Linked DNA regions of Homo sapiens: region 1 is linked to region 2. A link is a contact called in ENCODE Hi-C or POLR2A ChIA-PET data. All regions are on one chromosome and are shown on one strand. Each heading gives the region's core, a stretch centred on a gene start or an enhancer-like site at or near the end of the contact. The rest is flanking DNA. Distances are from core to core; before and after follow the strand shown.

Region 1 (5,492 bases), core at 182-2,681, 560 kb before region 2:
GAGAATTGAACTGATGCATGAAAAATGTTCAGCACAGTGCCTGATTTACAGTGAGTGATCATTGTTAGCTGTCATAATTTTTTCAGGCTTATGTGATCCTTATGTCTTGAATGGTTTAGCTGTGGCCCTAGCTGGAGACTAGAGGATAAACTGAGACTCCTCGTCAAATCATAAACCTAGTTGGTGGCTGGGCAGAGATTTCTTGCATCATCTGTTGTAACCCTTTCTTCTTATAACCACCTAGTTTCTGCCCACCTTTGAGGAGGGGTATTTGGGATAACTTTTTGTAAATTGATGGTAAATGCAAATATAGTAATGTCAACTTTAGATCAGTGACAAAATTTTAACTTGCTTCTCCACTAAATCGAGACTGAAAAACCTCAAAACCTATGGACAAGATGTTTTTCAAAACTCCACTTCGGTTTACAGGTGTGTGCTTGGGGCAACCAAAACAAAGATTACTGCGATGATGGCAGCCACCCAGGCTCAGATAAAAGAGGCGCCTCTCAGCGTGCTTTGCGGTGCCAGCCCACCTGAGGTCAGACTCAATTCTCCCCACTTAGGGCAGGGATAACAGAGCCCCCGAGCCTGGGTTGGAAGTCCGTACTACCGTTTTCCTAGTCTTGGGCTTTGGGGTCAGCGGTCCTCCAGGCTTGCTCCGGTTTGGGTCCTGGGGTGACTGATGGCTGGGTGCGGACAGGTGGCCGCGGCACTGTCCCCATCGATTCACCACGCCGCTCTCGGCCCTAAGGGGCAACACTTCGCTCCGACTCTACCAAGTAAGTGTCCGGGGTGGGCAACCAGACGCAAAGCGCAGCGGGATCGGTTCCCGCCAGGGCTGCTCCCGCCGCCTCCGCGGACCCAGCCCCTCCCGCGCCGCGACTCGCCCAGCCTGGGGAGGAAGGGTCCGTCCAGGGCTCCCAGCCCCGCCGGGGGGAGGAGGAGGCGGCGGGACCCTGTCCCGGGGCTTCTTCCTGCTTCCCCCAGCCTCCACTCCCGCCGCCTTCCCGTCCGGTGGCTCCATTTTTCAGGCGCGTTCTCCTCAGGGAGAAGGCGTCCGTCCCCGAGCCTTCCCCTCGTAGTCCCCTGGGGGCCCCGCTCCCCATCCTCTAGGCTCTTGCAGCGCCCCCTCAGGCCGCCGCCCCAATCCCGCCCCCGGGCTCCGGCGGGGTACTGGGCGCAGGTCACCTCAGCGCGGGAGGCCGGCGCGGCGGCGGGTGGCTCCGAGAGGTGCCGCGCCCGCTCCCGGGGAAGGCGCTGTGGCGCGGGGCCGCCCCCTTGCGCCCCGGGCGCCGGCTGCGTCCCGGCCTCCTCCTCCTCTTCCTCCGCCCTCCTTGGCTGGGAAAGTGGGAGGCGGCGGCGGCGGCGTGGTGTGTGTGCGCGCGTGAGGGGGGCAGCAGAGAGGAGTCTCCCGGTGCCGCCGCGGCGTCAGAGACACTGCGAGCGGCGAGCGCGGTGGGGCCGCATCTGCATCAGCCGCCGCAGCCGCTGCGGGGCCGCGAACAAAGAGGAGGAGCCGAGGCGCGAGGTAGGGCGCGCGGCCGGCGCGGGGTCGACGGGGACCCAGCGTCGGCGGACCCCTAGCCGCGGAGAAGGCGGTGGTCTCGACATTCCCCCATCCCCGCCCTGGGTCGGTCTCTCTCTCCCCTCGCCCTCGGGTCCCCGTGGGCCGGGAATCAGGACCTGCGGAAGCGGAGCAGCCCGCGGCCTCTGCCTTCTCCGGGCAGGAAGCTGCCAGGGCTCCGTGCCGCGGTCTCCCCGGGCGCAGCCCAGCACCCCCTGCTTCCCGGATGGCGCGGTCTCTCTGGGGACTGTCGCCTTATCTTGGCTGGGCTAGAAAGCTGCTTCCCCGTGGCACTCTGTGGGGCTGAGTTTCGCAACTTAAGCCTGCGCATTTATTTTTAAGTCCTTGAAAACTTCCCGCAGTCGTGTAGAGGGATTTGTGTCCCCGGCCTGAGCTAAAGGGAGGCGGAGATGAGGGAGGCTGTAGGGTGAGATCCCCACGCCGGGACCGGCCGGGCCGCAGCCCCAGGCCGCGACCGGCTCCTGCCGGGTGCCGCCGACACCTGGCCCCGGGGTGTGTCTGCGGCGAGCGGCCGCCGCGCCTCCCTGCGGGCTTGGGAGTACCTGTGCTTGGCGCCGTGGGAGCGGGGGTGCAGCCCTGGGGCTCCCCCGCTCCGGCTTTGTCAAGAACAGCTGTTAATGCTCCCAGCCAAATCTTTTTACTCCCGTTCTCCTGGGCATTCACTTTTACATTTATTTTGGCGGTGGGGGGAGAGCGGCGCAGTAAGTGGCTTGCTTTTTCCTGAATGGCCTCATTTTCATATGCCCACAGTTTCCAGTCCAACCTTCCATTGTCGAATTCTTTTGGTGATAATTTTGCCAGCTTTTCTGAATGGGATTAGGACAGGCCGTTCAGAAATGTGTTTCAGAGTTTATCAACTACTGCCCTGAAGGGCGCTTTTCTGTTTTAGCTGCTTTCAAGCAAATCTGTGTCTTTTAGAATTGTCAACCTTCAGCTCTTTTTGGTTGGGCAAAATTAAACAGTTCTATTTTTAATAACAGCGAAGAAACATATGTATTTAATATTGGGATCATTTACCACGAGCGATTACATGAGGCATGGTTTCTTAAACGCTAAAGTGGCTTAAAAAAGGGAATTTAGTTGGATATAAAAGTAAATTTCAGGTAGAGGAAACTTTCAATGGCCTCTGTCAGCTTCTCCTATGAGTTGAAGACTTTATTAAGGCAGCTGATACCACTTTCAGAGCTTAAGAAATTATGTTCCTTATTGCACTTCATAAATCCTTCTGCGGGAATTATGTAATACTCTGTGCCTTGTGTTTGCCCAGTGAATCCCTAGATATCTTTAGGGGTTAATTTTGCGTTGTTTAGAAAGCCTGTTTTGTTTTCAGTTGTTGACTTTGGAGTTTAGGAACCCACATTCCAAAGCAAAGCTACACTATTCAGACAGGGAATAGTGTACTTTTGGGTACTTTTTGATTCTTGGCTCCTTTGAACTTTTTCCCTAGATAACAACACTCATGTTCTCTTTTCCCCCTTTTCCCCATGACTCTAGAGCAAAGTCTGAAATGGATGTTACATGAGTCATTTTAAGGGATGCACACAACTATGAACATTTCTGAAGATTTTTTCTCAGTAAAGTAGATAAAGATGGATGAATCAGCCTTGTTGGATCTTTTGGAGTGTCCGGTGTGTCTAGAGCGCCTTGATGCTTCTGCGAAGGTCTTGCCTTGCCAGCATACGTTTTGCAAGCGATGTTTGCTGGGGATCGTAGGTTCTCGAAATGAACTCAGATGTCCCGAGTGCAGGACTCTTGTTGGCTCGGGTGTCGAGGAGCTTCCCAGTAACATCTTGCTGGTCAGACTTCTGGATGGCATCAAACAGAGGCCTTGGAAACCTGGTCCTGGTGGGGGAAGTGGGACCAACTGCACAAATGCATTAAGGTCTCAGAGCAGCACTGTGGCTAATTGTAGCTCAAAAGATCTGCAGAGCTCCCAGGGCGGACAGCAGCCTCGGGTGCAATCCTGGAGCCCCCCAGTGAGGGTAAGTAGCCTACAGAGGTAGTTTGGTGAATAAAGGTGGTAATGTCCACATTTTTTCTTTATTCTTTAGCTTGGTGTTTTCGAAGTCAACTCATTGCTTAGGAAACCATACATACTGGAACAGATAGATTATACCTCTGAATATTTTTTTCCCCCATCTTGGAATGAGATTGGATATAAATAATAAATTTTATTGTTTTGAAAATTATCTCTAGATAGTCTCTGTTATCTTTTAAGATAAATTTTGGGAAACAAGTAGCAATTAGTGAATGAAATCTAAACCAGCTTTTGTTCTGTGCCCATTTTAAAATGGAAATTTGGTATTTTATCATTTTGATGGGGCTCAGAGTCATAATTACATGTATGTAGTACATATGTAGTATATATGTTGTAAGTATGTGTGTGGGTAAATCATAAATAGGAAATCAAGCCTTAATTTTTATGTTGCTTAGAATCATTCTATTGGTTTTATGAATACACAGCACAGAATTTACTCGTTGGTGGAATTCTTAACAAATCATGGCTACAGGTAGCAGAGTTTCGTTGCTGTAGCAACAAAATGTCACTTAGGACTACACTAAAACATCTAGCTTTATGTTGGGCTTTATAGTGAATGAAATGAAGTATTTCCATCGAAATGATTTTTCTTGGGATTTGAGTTTGGGCTGAAATAATTTTAGATGAAGCTAATTATTTGGACAGCTACCACAACTGTCACACAAAATTTCTGTATTTATTAGAAATATATATAAATAATCTGTATTTATTAGAAATATAGGTATTTCTAATAAATATAAATTATGTTGCAGGTGATGGATTCCTGATAAAATGTGCTTTCTCATTTTTGCAAAAATAAAAAGTAGTCAAGAGCATCAGTAATTAAAACAACTTCATTTTTGTAAGAAGAAGGAATTCTAAATTATTGGCCAAACTGGTAAAATCTGCTTTTAAAGAACAATTAATCTAGATGAGAATATTTTTTTCAAATGTCTTCAGTAAGCACTCAAAAGTGATGTCTTTCATTTAATACAGGAACTGCCCATTGGGATAGCATTAGTTCCCATAATTCGCAGATGTGGATACCAGGCAGTTTTAACAGAATAGTTTTCCTACTACTTTCTCAGGCTCATCTTTTGTAAATGATAGGAAGTATTTAAGTATATAGACCATTTTAATCACTGGAAAACCTGATCAGAAAACAGTTTCATCATTAAGGCTGTCAGGTTTCTTTTGACATATTTATTTATTTAAAGATAGTGAGAACTCTGGGATAGGGAGGTTTTCTTTTCCTTATTTGGAGCCCACATGTTGTGAAACTGATCTGCTTACAGTGCTTTTCTTAGATTTCCTTTATTTTATGGAGTTTACTTATTTGGACTCGAATATTTTAATCCCAGAACCAGTGATCAAGTTGATAATTTCTGAGACACCTGATGTAGGTCTGTTTAGCTTAATAAAGGTGTAGATTTGCATCTTTGGAAAGGTTTTGTTTCCCTGTTAATTAGACTAGGGAAGGCATGGCTTCCTGGAATACTGTATCTTAGTTGTTGACACTGCCTTACCTGTTGTGAGGAATGCATTGAATGTTTGTTCACTGATAAAGAGGAATTTAAGGAGAGGCTCAAACACTCAACTTAATGTCTTTTGAATTTTAAGTTTTCTTGCTAACATGGAAATTGACTATGTAATTCTCATTTATCTGAACTGCTAAGCTCCCAAAATTGAACTTCATAGGTAAATTATTTGGAGATTTTGATCATGTTAGTATTATTTTTCTGGTTTATATGCTTTTCCTAATTTACTTCATGTTTCTTCTTTAGCATGAGAAAAATTACTTGCCAAGAAACTCAACTAAACTTGAGCCTTATAACTGGGATAAAATAGTTGAGGTGGATGGAACAGGAAATATGTCTGTTACTTTGCTGG
Region 2 (5,884 bases), core at 434-2,933:
TAAGGTATTCTTTTGACTGCTTTTGTTATTTGATTAGTCTAATGTTGTTCATGAAATCACTCAGTAAACAATAAAGTGATGTACAAAGGTAAGGTGTTATTCTAATTCAAATATCTTTTAAATTCTAACATTTCTAACAAATGAACTGATCACAGAGAGAAAAGAGTAGGCTAGTCAATGCTAGGGAAATAAAGAATAACCCCTAAAGAAGCCCTTCCTGCCCCAAATCAAAAACATCAGATATGGGTAAATAGAAGGGGCTTTCCTAGGTTCTGGCAAATACATTCTCATGGGAATGTGACCTCATAGAATACATACACATTCACTATGACTCTTACATTTCCACTAACCTCTGGCAGGGCAGTAATTCAGGGTCTCTTGCGCTATGGTAGAACCCTTTGAGCTAATTTATTTCTGCCTCTCTCTGACATTGTAATGGCTCCATTCATAACAACTCTCTGCTGTGCGGTGCCAATGGAAACAGCTCATGCAAGGTTTATCATCCTAAGAAAATAATGGACATCAACTGTGAAGATGGTATTCATGGAAATATGCAGCTCCATGGAATTCCAAGCCAAGTAGCCTGTGTTGTGAAGGGCGCTCTTCTTGCCCACAAGCCTGCTTCCCTCCAGTTTCATTGCCCTGCCAGGATCTGCACCCTGAATTTCCAGCCTCAGTTTTTAGTCTTTCCCCGCTTGTCTATATCAGATCTTCTTACTGATACTTAATATTTAAAGTAACAAATGCAAAGTACTTATACTCACTTTTTGAAATGCTTTTAATAAAGGGCTGAAAGTAGATCCCCCTTTTCCATGGCCTCCAGGGAGTGGCTACATCCTTAGCTGTATGTTGGAAGCCCACACTGGGCACAGATATTTTCACAGCCATAACCAGTTATAGCTTTCAGCAAAGGGCAGATTTCACCAAGCTTTTCATTTCCCTTCTTTATTTTTAGGTGTCTTTTATATTGTTGAAAGACACCACTTGGCAGCAAGGTCCCATGAGTCAAGGCCAACTTGCCACATAGTTGAATACAGGCAAAAGTTTTTTTCTCACCAGACAGGAAATGTAACAGGGGTATGGAAATTATTATAAAACCATGCAGAAATACTCACAGTTTTGGTTTGGCAAGCAGAGGTGGTGGCTCCTTAGTGGGTGAAAGCAGGACAGCTGGTGTTGGAAGAGATTTATTACTGTTAGCTTTGCCGTTAATCAGTCCATTTACTCCACGGCTGGGATGGACTCCGTTCGTTTCCCTCTCAGCAGCATTGAATTGCATTTGAAGGGCTGCCCTGCTCAGGCCTAACTCAGGGTTGTTCACCTGCTGGATCTCAGATGGTTTCTTTGAAGCCAACTCCAAGGAACTTGTCTCCAAGATTGGAGGGGGAGGTGGAAAGTGTTGGAAGTGGTCATTGTTGGATTCTCCCATTGACTCGTAACTACAGTTTTCAGTGTTGGCTAAGGAAGGGGAAAGAGAGGAAAAACATAAGAAGATGCCACTAGTTCAACAAGTGATTTCACACTGTCAGAGTCTTCTGAGAATCCCTGTGTTGTGTGAAGTTGTTAAAGAAGAGGTGATTGTGCTGCTCTCATCTGACGCAGAAGCACTGCCAGCTGGAGGGCCTGGTTCTTTCAAGCTTGTTTTGAACGAGTGCTACCGTTTCATTTCCTGACTGAGCTCACATTTGGGGAACCCAGCTACCGAATCATAAAAATTCCAAACAAGAGCTAAAGATAGAACTTGGCAAAAAAAGTGACAACACAAACAGTATCAACCAACAATGCTTTGTCCTCTCACGTTTTGGTCCATGGGTCCGACTGAACATCCTAGCTGTCACTACTCAAATTGGCTCAAGCTGTAAAGGTTTTATGTGGATATTCATCTAAAGCTAGGGAAGGTAAACCTTGGAGTCCAAGTAAAATTTCATAATCTCATAAAAATATTTTTTTCCATATTAGGTGATTGCTCCAACTATAACTCAGTACGAAAGAGATTTTTATTTGTTGCCCTCAATAGGCTGAAAGCATCTTGAGATCACGTCTTTTTTAGATTCTGCACCTTGCCCACACAGCCCAGCAGAGCTCCTGGCATGCACTCAAAAATGCTTATTGAGGTAAACAAAAAGCTCAGAAATAAAATATTTGTTGATTATGTTTGACCTATAGCAGATTTACTGCAGAAACAAATGGAAAATATTACACACAAATTTTTGCCACTCAGACTTATAGAGCCCAGGGTTTTGGCCATATTGTTTAAACACTGCACTCCTGCTATGGCCATTTGATGGGACAGTGTTGAAGCCAACTCGGAATCAAAACGCTGGGGTCCTCTTTGCTCTGTAACTCTGATCCTGACACTTAGGTTTCTTTCAGCACTTACAGTAGTCATTCACAGAAACCATTTCCCACTTAAGATGACCCTCCCATTTCTTTTCTTAATGAAGATGAAAAAGCATTTACAGTTGCCACTCTAAGGTCCCTAAATAAGTTTTGGTTGTGTCTCTGCTGCCACCTAGCACCAAGTTCTTGCTCTTCTGAAGGAATCCAAGTACAATTCAGTTGTTCTCTCCAAGTCCGTATCATTTAACAAATGACCCATTTATTGATTCCCTACTATGTACATTATGTTCCAGGCTTGGTCAAAAACATATTTTAAAAATATCTTTAAGATGAATGGCAGAGATGAGGCAATTAAAGTAAGCTAATGCTCATTAGTAACTAGAAAACAGACAAATAAAAAGAAAAGAAAAGAAAAGAAAAAGAAAAAAAGCTGTTTCATATTGCCTTCCCTAGTGGTAAGTTTTTGAGTTTAGAAAATATCCATATATTTTTGAAAATTGACTTCAATAATACAATACATTGCTTTCTTTTTCATATTAGTTATATACTATCATTGATACAGACTATCAGTGAAATTTGAGTTTGAAGGCCTTTACAGCTTCTCTGAGTTTTATCTTGTATTACATTTTATACAAGAAGGCTTATCTTGTATTACCTTTTCAGAAGTTTCAACAGTGGATCAGACAATGGCTTATTTGTACAAGTATCTCCAGATCTCATGTGTTGGCACTGCTGAGAAAGTGACTGCACCTCTGATGCAGAGGTGGCTTTCCAATGTGAATATGATTCTAGGTTAGCGGGAGGATGTTAGGAAACCAGCTCCATCGTTTCCAAGACCAAGACTGCACGATTTTAAAGAAAGCCCCCTGTGTGTTCAGTTGCTACACGATCATTATCTTTTTGTTTGTCATCTCCACTTCACTCCTTCTTCTCCCCTCCCCTAAAGCCTTTGTTTCACGATGAACTTAGATTGTTAGGGTGACTCCTGGAGTGGCCAGATTCCTGAAGGCTGAGCTGAGCTCTCTTCCTGGGACAGTCGCTTTGTCCCTTCCTTCCTTCCTTCCTTCCTTCCTTCCTTCCTTCCTTCCCTCCCTCCCTCCCTCCCTCCCTTCCTTCCTTCCTTCCTTCCTTCCTTCCTTCCTTCCTTCCTTCCTTCCTTCCTTCCTTCCTTCCTTCCTTCCTTCCTTCCTTGATGGAGTCTGACTCTGTCACCCAGGCTGGAGTGCAGTGGGATGATCTTGGCTCACGGCCACATCCACCTTCTGGGTTCAAGTGATTCTCCTGCCTCAGCCTCCAGAGTAGCTGGGATTACAGGCACGCACCACCACACTCAGCTAATTTTTGTATTTTTGGTAGAGACAGGGTTTCACCATGTTAACCAGGCTGGTCTCGAACTCTTCACCTCAAGTGATCTGCCTGCCTCGGCCTCCCAAAGTGCTGGGATTACAGGTGTGAGCCACTGCACCTGGCCAGGACGGTGCCTTTCTGCTGTGGCCATCCACACTGGTGCTGGGGAACAGAACCCAGTCATTTTTTTTACTCCTCACATACCTGAGGTGACAACCAGCTGGGCAGTGCTGGTTGCTGATCCATAATCATTTCTTGCTGAACATGTAAAGATCCCTGCATCTTCAGGGAAAGTCTCAGCGATAACTAGGGTGCAAATCTCCTCTGGAAGTGAAGAGAACAGAATCATTCATCAGAGTTGAACCATGAAGTCACTTTTAAGAAGTGAGACCCTCCACCTTTCCACAACAAACAAATTAGGTTATGATTATTACAGATTCACTTTACAAAAGTGTTTACAATAGAATCTCTTTACATTTAATTTAGCAATTCTGCCTAGCAGAAAAAGCTTTGGAGGTAGACCCATTCTTTGTGATGTTGGACAAGAGCAGTCTCGGTGTCCTCATCTATAAAATGGGGATAATACATACCCAATGGGTTATCTGTGAAGATAAAACGAGATGTCTGCAAGTGTGCAGCTCTGTATTTTGCATGTAGGAGTTAAGCTGATTGCATGTCAGAGTTCTTTCTGTACATACAGCTACCTCTTATATCTGCTCAGCTGCAAACCAAGCAGTGGGGAAAATAAAGCTCTTCTGAAATGTTAACCACGGGGGAAAAAAGAACATGACCTGTATATGTTTGACCTGTAGACAACTATTCTGGAAGGTACTGTTAAGTGGCATGGCAGTGTTGTAGGGCATGAAAAGCCCAGACTCGAAACAGCTGCCAGGGCTTGAATGAGGGTCCTGCCACATCTTGCCTTTGTGACTTTGGTCAGTCTCCCTGAACTTCAGTGTTCTTCTCCGTAAAATGGAGACAATAATAGAAGCTACCTCACAGAGTTTGTATTAGTCATGCATGACACACAAAATTAACCACCACACGGTTATTGTGAGGGGGATGATGATGATGATGATGACGATAACAAGAGCTGACAGCTATATAACCCTTACTATACACTAGGTATTGTTACCAGCACTTAACATAGATTAAATCTAATCATCATGTCAATCTTATGAGTTATGTAAGTTTATTATTAGCCCATTTTATAGGTAGAAAATGGAAGCACAATAAGGTTAATTCACTTGCCCAAGGTCACACAGCTAATAAATACTAACATAGGGATTCAAAGCAAGCTGGGGTCCAGACTCCAAACCCTAACCACCACCTACTTTTGTGATATGACATACTGTGCTTAGGACATTGCCTGGCACAGAGCAAATGCTTCATAGCCAGTGTTAGCTGTTAACATTAAAAGGAAGCTATATCTAGAGTATTAATTAGTTTTACTAGTTGAATAATTGCTTATATTGTACCAGTATAAAGATAATTATGTGGGCAAACGTTAAGAAAAGTGATATATTTCGGGTTCCCACAAAGTGATTCTATTGGTTATTCACAAATTTTGGGGGTAGCATAAGACCGTGTATTGTACATTTCTTAGTAATAATGGCTGCAATTATTCCTTCCTTTGTAGACATGCCTCTTTTTAATGTGCCTCTGCAACACCTTCATAAAGTGGCAGAGTCTATTTCCCCATCCGTTGAACCTGGGCTGGCCCTGTGAGTTGCTTTAGCCTAGAATGTGGTGAAAGTGATGTTGTTGGCCAATTCTGAGCCAAATCCTTGAGAGGCCTGGCCTGTTTCTGCTCCATCTCTTGGAACCCTGATGAACCCTTAGGTGAACAAGGCTGTGCTAACCTGTAGGAGGAAGAGACCATATGGAGCAGACATAAGCCCTTCCAAAAGAGACCATCCTAGACTAACTGACTCGTTCCTCGTCATCCTGGCAGCTGACCATGGCCGCACTGAGACAGCCCAGCTGTGGTCAGCCTAGCCTGGCACAGACCACAAAAACCACCCAGCTGAGGTCAAGCCAAATAGTTCACCCACCGAATTATGGTTGCTGCTTTAAGCAACTAAATTTTGGGGTGCTCTACTGTATTGCAGTAGCTAACTCATAGAATTTGATAAGATAAACCTCCTTCACTAACATCCTTCTAAGAGCAAACGTTTCAGACCATCAATAATGAAAA

The links. A loop is a pair of places that touch in the nucleus more often than their neighbours do. ChIA-PET counts read pairs that join two places held with the same protein, here RNA polymerase II (POLR2A). Pooled maps may share reads with other maps.
Region 1: a loop to region 2 is called in a map of psoas muscle, with 5 times the contacts of the local background. The contact joins the promoter of SH3RF1 here to the enhancer-like site in region 2. A Hi-C loop is called at or near these places in 1 of 168 maps with a recorded cell type or tissue (psoas muscle), 1 of 37 single-sample maps with no recorded cell type and 2 of 50 pooled maps. POLR2A ChIA-PET finds 5 or more read pairs at or near these places in 1 of 52 experiments (GM12878).

Annotation. Positions count from the first base shown.
Region 1 is chr4:169,266,895-169,272,386 of GRCh38, reverse strand. It overlaps SH3RF1 (SH3 domain containing ring finger 1), which reads left to right and starts at 1,431. Exons shown (of 12, transcript NM_020870.4): 1 at 1,431-1,528; 2 at 3,080-3,567. The coding sequence starts at 3,175. RefSeq lists silencers at 801-950, 991-1,750, 1,991-2,210.
Region 2 is chr4:168,707,155-168,713,038 of GRCh38, reverse strand. It overlaps PALLD (palladin, cytoskeletal associated protein), which reads right to left. Exons shown (of 22, transcript NM_001166108.2): 9 at 3,892-4,011; 10 at 1,116-1,458. Among named protein-coding and RNA genes, the nearest start is that of PALLD-AS1, 62 kb to the right of the region's middle. Within about 2 kb of position 1,683, at least 10 of the 41 ENCODE cell types and tissues checked have a DNase peak (open chromatin) inside an H3K27ac peak, as active enhancers do.